Regions from separate parts of the Homo sapiens genome. Here region 1 is linked to region 2. Evidence: chromatin contacts called from ENCODE Hi-C or POLR2A ChIA-PET data. All regions are on one chromosome and are shown on one strand. Each heading gives the region's core, a stretch centred on a gene start or an enhancer-like site at or near the end of the contact. The rest is flanking DNA. Distances are from core to core; before and after follow the strand shown.

Region 1 (3,585 bases), core at 455-2,954, 1.4 Mb before region 2:
ATTGCCTAATTTCAAACTGACCCTTGGTCACTGCTTGTCAGTTCTTTAATTAATCACTCTTTTTTTTTTTTTTTTTTTTTGAGACAGAGTCTCACTCTCTATCACCCAGGCTGGAGTGCAGTGGCACCATCTCAGCTCACTGCAACCTCCACCTCCCAAGTTCAAGCAATTCTCTGCCTCACCCTCTTGAGTAGCTGGGATTACAGGCACCTGCCACCACGTCCAGCTAATTTTTGTATTTTTCGTAGAGATGGGGTTTCACCATCTTGGCCAGGCTGATCTTGAACTCCCGACCTTGTGATCCACCCGCCTCGGCCTCCTAAAGTGCTGGTATTACAGGCGTTGAGCCACTGCGCCTGGCCATTAATCACTCTTGATTCCAAAGAGCCACAGTCCCCAAACTATGGCTTTACTCACAGAATATTTTACATTTTTGAGGAAAATACAGTGACATCTGTTGAACACCATATGAACAACTACTAAGTTGTTTGGACCTAACTTCTTAGCAAGTAGAAGTATTAGGAGTTTTTTTTTGTTTCTGTTTTTTTTGGCCTTGAGGTGCCATGACAAATTTCTTAAAACACCATGGGCACTGTGAAACAAAAATGTTGGGAAAGCTCTGTCCTAGGGAATTCCCAACAGCAAATGCTCCTGGCACTCACTCTGTGAAAGCAATCAAACGCTTTTCTTTCATCTGCTCAGGATGAAGTATGCTTTACTGAGAAAATAAGGATAAGTGCATGACAGTTAGTCAGAGGCATATTTGGCTTATTTCAACAAAAGGAAGACATAGGTTAGAGGTGTAAGCAGAGGCTGGATAATTACGGATCAAAGACAGTACAGAAGGGATTTTGCAGGGAATGGGAGGAAGGTTGGTCCCATCCTTGAAGGTACCTTCCAACCATCTGATTCTAGCTTTTCCTTTACTAGCTGAAGTAGTACTAGTTCTTCTATCCTCAATTTCCTGATCATATTATCTGGTTACTTGCTCAAATATATTTGTCTAATTCTCAAACATACAAAGAGAGTGTATGCTTCTCAAGGACTGTATGGGTAGATGGTTATCATATGAAGAAAACGTAGGAATTTCTGTTCTGATGCAGACTGACAACTTGGATTTCTCATACATTTCCCCACCACAGCTGGAGACCAGTTAATACAAGTATTCAAACCAGTGCCTAGCCCAATTCTTGGAGTCCCTTTGTTCACCTACCTTCAGGTGTTCAATCTGCTTTTCTAACTCTTTAGCACTCATAGAAGTTTCCGTAGGTGGAATACTCCCTTCAGTTTCTTTCAACCATTTCTGGAAGGTCCTGACCAGCTTCCGGAATTCATCCAACTGTTCCTGGCAAGATGATGCATCTTTCTCTCTGTCAATGAAGCAGTTTTGTTACTTGCCAGACTAAGTTTTATAAAGTCAACTTGAGCTAAGAGTAGTTCATTCTGTGACTCCAGACATCAGTTACCTAACATGGCCTTTCTTTCTCATAATCTTTTCCATAGCAGGTTTGGCTGAACAACCGCATATAACATTGAAGCGTACCAAACTCAGGAATATATTGCCCTTGTTTGGACATTTCTGGGGAAAGAGGTCTTCAATCTTACTCTAGGCTAAAGTGAAAGTGAGAAAAACTAAAGGGAGGCTGCTATTTAGGTACTGTGATACAATGGAAAGAATGCAGGCTTTGGATCTCAATTCCGGCCCTGCTACATTTTAGCTATTTGACTCTTTCAAGGACCAATTCAAGTGCTGATTGCTTTAGCAAGGAAGGTGCCGAAACTGAGGCTCACAGAAGTTAGGTGATTAGTTCTAGATTAATGATGCCAATGAATAAACTAAATCAAAAGGAAAGTTTTGGAAATGGCCATATCTATCAGACAGATGTCAATCCAGAAATCCTGATTCCTCATACAGTAAAAAGGCCCTCAGCATAGGGGAAGAAAAACAAAAGCTTTCTTGACCTTTGTCCCCATCCTCTCCATTAGATAACCTGCTGCTAATAATGTTGGTTTGAGCAACTCTTTTCTTCTAATCACTAAGGCAGTTATCTGCTAAATCAAGATCATATTTATCGCTAAACTTAGATAAGAAGTCTTGTTCATGCTCTTAAATCTATGTGAGGCTGTCCAGTGAGGAATCATGGCTTTTCAACAGGGACCAAAATCAGCCAGCCTTGTCATATATTCCCTTGTTTGCCTTGAAAGAAGAATCCAGATACTCTTCTAAAATAGCAACTTAAATGTGGTCAAAACAAGCAGGGGGTCTGGGCATAGTGGTTCACACCTGTAATCCCAGCACTTTGGGAGGCCAAGGCAGTAGGATCGATGAGGCCAGGAGTTCACAAGTAGCCTGGTCAACATAGCAAGACCCCATATCTTTAAAAAAAAAAAAAAAAAAAAGCCAGGGGACTGCCAACATCACCCTTAATTATGTCTAGGAAGTCTCTTCCAATTTTTCTCTTCTTTCAAAATTATTCTGTAATCTTACTTGCTGCCTCAAATTTGTTCTGTTTGGTCCAAGTGGCCTAGGCTTCTGATCACAAAGAGAGGGAACTCATCCCTACTTTCTATTAGTTACTATTAGAAAAACCACTAAGTGGCTGGGTGCAGTGGCTCATGCCTGTAATCCCAGCACTTTGGGAGGCGGAGGCAGGTCGATCACCTGAGGTCAGGAGTTCGAGACCAGCCTGGCCAGTGTAGGGAAACCCCGTCTCTACTAAAAATGCAAAAATTAGCTGAGCATGGTGGTGGGCGCCTGTAATCCCAGCCACTCAGGAAGCTGAGGTAGAAGAATTGCTTGAACCCAAGAGATGGAGGTTGTAGTGAGCCAAGATGGCACCACTGCACTCCAGCCTGGGTGACAGAGTGATACTCAGTCTCAAAAAAAAAGAAAAGAAAAACCACTAAGCATCAAGTAGATGAGGTAGCTTTGCCTAAAAAAAGGCACTTTTCACCCTCCTACAACTCAGTAGTAGAATTTTAGATGCCATCTGTTCTGGTAAAGGAAGAAAAGAGAAAAGATCATTTCACTCCATAACAAGAAAAAATAGTTCCCCAATGCTGACCAACACAAGTGATAACTCACCTCTCTTTAACTGTCTTCTGTAGCTCTGTGAAGTCTTTTCTTAGATTCTGTACCCTGTCCTGATGCTGGCACAAGTCCAGCGCAAAGCCACAAGAGCTCAGTTCAGTGACCAGGTGCTCAAGAGTATCTAGGTTCTCCTGTTGGTCTTCCATTTCCAAATTGAGCTCCTGTCAAGCAAACAAGGAAATGTATTAAATCCTCTAATCCTTATAAATATACTCTAAAAAGGAATAAGGAAAGAGGTATGCTTGCCAGGTCAAATGCTAGATCAAAACAATAAATATGCAACTCAGTGAAAAGTTTAAAAAAAACAAACAAACATTTTTTTTTTTTTTTTTCCTTTTGAGACAGAGTTTTACTCCTGTCATCCAGGCTGGAGTACAATGGCGGTATCTTGGCTCACTGCAACTTCCGCCTCCTGGGTTCAAGCGATTCTCCTGCCTCAGCATCTCGAGCAGCTGGGATTACAGTCTCCTGCCACCATGCCCAGCTAATTATTT
Region 2 (3,354 bases), core at 538-3,037:
CCTTTATCAAGCCCACAGCTCTGGGCTTAAGGCTCCTCACTTCTCCCCTTCTAGGGCCTAGGCCTGACCATGGAACCCCCCAAGGGGGCAGGCCCTCAGCCCTAATCTCAGGGAGAGGATAGGGTTTGTCTGGAAAAACAGAAAACCTCCTGCCTGACCCCCACCCAGTGGGAGGACCCCCAAATCCTGCAGGGACAGTTTCTTCATCATAAAAAGCACACAGCCCCATCTACTTTGCCCAGACCCTCCTCGCCAGGCTTTGACACTAGAGCAGGGCTGGAATTGGGGTTCCTCTGCTTCCCTGCAGTGACCCCACCCCTTGATCCTAAGGGTCTGAGTCAATCCCCTTTCCCCTCATCGTCCACATGACTTAGACACTGAATTCAAATAAACTTGAGCTCCATTTGTGCTGTGGATGTTTCCAGGAAAAGAAATGGATTGAGAAGAAGGCAACGACTGTTTCTGGAAGGGGTTTACATATGCAAAGTTGAACTGGTCATTAGGATGGCCACTTCACTTGGGGAAAGAGGAAGGGAAACTGTTCACAAGTCACAACAGTCACCCCCTCCCCAGCACTGAAGGCCCATTCCTTCAGTTTGGGCCAAAGCTTGAGAGAAGGTGTATTTATTAAAATAGTTCAGAAAGTAATTCACTAACTCCATAGATAACTGTGTGCCAGAAACTGCTGGTATGTTGATGAAAAGGCATAGTCCTGTCCAACGGGAGCTTACAGCTTAATTAAACAGCCAATAGGCCAAGTGAGAATGATCCTAGCATTCCTTATCTGAGCTGGGTGAGCAATCACAGCTCACTGCAGCCTTGAACTCCTGGGCTCAAGCAATCCTCCCACCTCAGCCTCCCAAGTAGCTGGGACTACAGGCATGCACCACCATACCCGGCTAAATTTAAAAAAATTTTTTTTTAGAGATGGGGTCTCAAACTCCTGGCCTCAAGCGATCCTCCCTCCTTGGCCTTCCAAAGTGCCGGGATTACAGACATGAGCCACTGTGCCCAGTCCCTGTGCTGGCTCTTTTTGTCCATCTTGGGTAACCTCCTTATCTTAGATGGGGAAATTGAGTCCCAAGGGAAGAAAGGTCTTGGCCAAGGTCACAAAGCCAGGCGGATCAGGGGAAGGACGTTGCCGGACAGGAACAGTGTCATACCCTTTATAAAGTGCGTTCACACCCAGTAGCCTCAAACAGCCCTGTGTGGCAGGAGGGCTGGGTGGGGCTAAGGGAGGAAATAGGGCAGTGTGTAGCGGTATAAATGGCCCAGGAGTTGCAGTCAGACTTTCAGTGGAGTCCCAGTGTTGCCACCTGCTAGCTGCAGGACTTAATGTCAAACTGCTTAACCTATCCAAGGCTCAGTTTCTCCACCTGGAAAATGGACATAATGGTTCTTCATAGTCTGGTTCTCCCTCCATTAAACCAGGAGAAGGTAGTTATTTTAGGGGAAGAGTTTCAGTAGAGGTCCGGGTTGTCTACCCTGGAGTGAGAAGAGCTGAGGATGGAACTAAGGAGAAAATAAAAATGCATTATATTCTTCCCCTAAGATAAAATGTGACCATCTTCCTTCTGGGTGGGAAGCTCTGGCCCCATGACCTAGAGGGCTGGGGATGGGAGTGAGGGCAATCATTAGAAAACCTTTCTGGTATAGGAAGCCCAGTGTACCCCAGGGCCTAAGGGGTTAACACGGATGGAGAGACTCCCCACCCCACGATTGACTCGGGCATGCTGGGACTTGCAGGCTGACTGACCACCATGTGGCGCAGGGGCTGTTGGGAAATGTAGTCACTGTCCCGGAACCTGGGGCAGCGGAGTCCCGTGCGCCCTGTGGTGACAGCTCAGGAGGTAGGTGACAATGTCAGGGAGCTGTGGGTGGGAGCAGAGCAGGAAAGCCAGGGCAGGGCTGGGCAGGAGGGAGTGGGCAAGCTGAGGGCTGGGACACCCCCCAACCCCCGGCCTGCAGCTGATGCAATGGGCCTGCTGGGGCGGGGGTGAAGGGCAAGCAGCAATGGGACACTTCCTGTCTCCAAGGAAAGAGGAATGGGACCCTCCTGAATGACAGTAAGGGGATGTTCCCTGAACCCCACATGGACACACCACTGACACCTCCCAGAGAGGCGCTAGCAGAACAAAAACTGTCCCCAAAAGAGAGGAAGAGCCATGTCCTAGGAGCAAAGGGACTAGGTCCCCTTCTCCAATCCACGTACCCCACTTCCAACAAGGATAGACCACACTCAAGAGCAACTGGATGCCCTCCCAGACAAAGGCAGTATAGCAAACTGTAGATCCCAGCGGGGCAAAGGGACTGGACCCCTATCCCTAAAAACTGAAAGGCCTATTCTAGGGAGGACAAAGAGGAGGAGGAGGAGGATCAGGCCTCCCCGGTACCATCTCCCTCTGCAAAGGCCCCTCCCTCCTGCCCCCAACCCCTCTGAGGCAGCTCCACCACCCCATGCGTAACTTGTTGACCAAAGCGGGGCTCCTATCTCCCCTCCCACAGGGTGTGTGCGCTCAGCAGGGGCCAGCATGGACCAGTCTGTGGCAATCCAGGAGACGCTGGCTGAGGGGGAATACTGCGTCATCATATCCTTCCTGTGCTAACTGCGGCCCTGAGCCTGCCCTGGCCTTGGGAAGAGGAATGGAAGGTGTCGAGGTGTCTATCCCCTCTCCTGCCCCTCTGAACCATCAGGGGAGAAGGAAATCAGTATTTACTAAGTACTTACTGAGTCCTGGACTCTCAGCCAAATGCTTTAAATACGCAGTTATCCTCCTAACTCCCTATGAAGTTGGGGATTATTATCCTCATTTCATAGATAAGGAAGGCTTAGAGAGCCTGTTTGTCTGTTAGTTCAGCACATGGTTTGAGTGCTCACCCAAGGCCACACAGTGAATCTGGGGGGGCAGGGGAACAGAGGGAAGGTGGGACAGCCTGGGTGGGGAGAGGCCTCGCCTCTGGGTTGTCTTCCCTTGACTCTGAGCCGCAGGCGGTGCAAGGTGTGCTGTGTGAGGGGGACAGCCGGCAGAGCCGCCTCCTGGGACTCGTGCGCTACCGCCTGGAGCACGGCGGCCAGGAACACGCGTGAGTGAGGGGCTTGGTCCCCACCTGTCTGGGCCATGGGGTTGTTCATCACTGCACCCTCCAGCTGAACTTCAACTGTCCCTCCAGGGCAGGGTCTGAGTCTCCTAGAATAATTATCACAATGATAGTTAATATTTTTTGAACACTATATTTTAAACCCTGCACACGTACTAACTCATAATCCTCAAGATCTAAGGAGGAAGTTTCTTGAGAAGAGACAGTTTAACATACTAGTCCAGATCTTGAGCCTCGTGGTCCAAATGCCTGGGT

What was found. Hi-C counts contacts between places; a loop is a spot of excess contacts on that map. ChIA-PET counts read pairs that join two places held with the same protein, here RNA polymerase II (POLR2A).
Region 1: a loop to region 2 is called in a map of sciatic nerve, with 12 times the contacts of the local background. The contact joins the enhancer-like site here to the promoter of INPP5B in region 2. A Hi-C loop is called at or near these places in 1 of 168 maps with a recorded cell type or tissue (sciatic nerve). POLR2A ChIA-PET finds 5 or more read pairs at or near these places in 1 of 52 experiments (MCF 10A).

The regions. Positions count from the first base shown.
Region 1 is chr1:39,367,815-39,371,399 of GRCh38, reverse strand. MACF1 (microtubule actin crosslinking factor 1) reads right to left here. Exons shown (of 101, transcript NM_001394062.1): 50 at 3,086-3,252; 51 at 1,214-1,370. Among named protein-coding and RNA genes, the nearest start is that of BMP8A, 120 kb to the left of the region's middle. Within about 2 kb of position 1,704, at least 2 of the 41 ENCODE cell types and tissues checked have a DNase peak (open chromatin) inside an H3K27ac peak, as active enhancers do.
Region 2 is chr1:37,945,486-37,948,839 of GRCh38, reverse strand. It overlaps INPP5B (inositol polyphosphate-5-phosphatase B), which reads left to right and starts at 1,787. Exons shown (of 24, transcript NM_005540.3): 1 at 1,787-1,850; 2 at 2,506-2,588; 3 at 2,990-3,084. The coding sequence starts at 2,532. LOC105378651 (a long non-coding RNA gene) reads right to left here. Exons shown (of 5, transcript XR_001737983.3): 5 at 3,213-3,354. RefSeq lists enhancers at 1-229, 1,619-1,858, 1,436-1,965.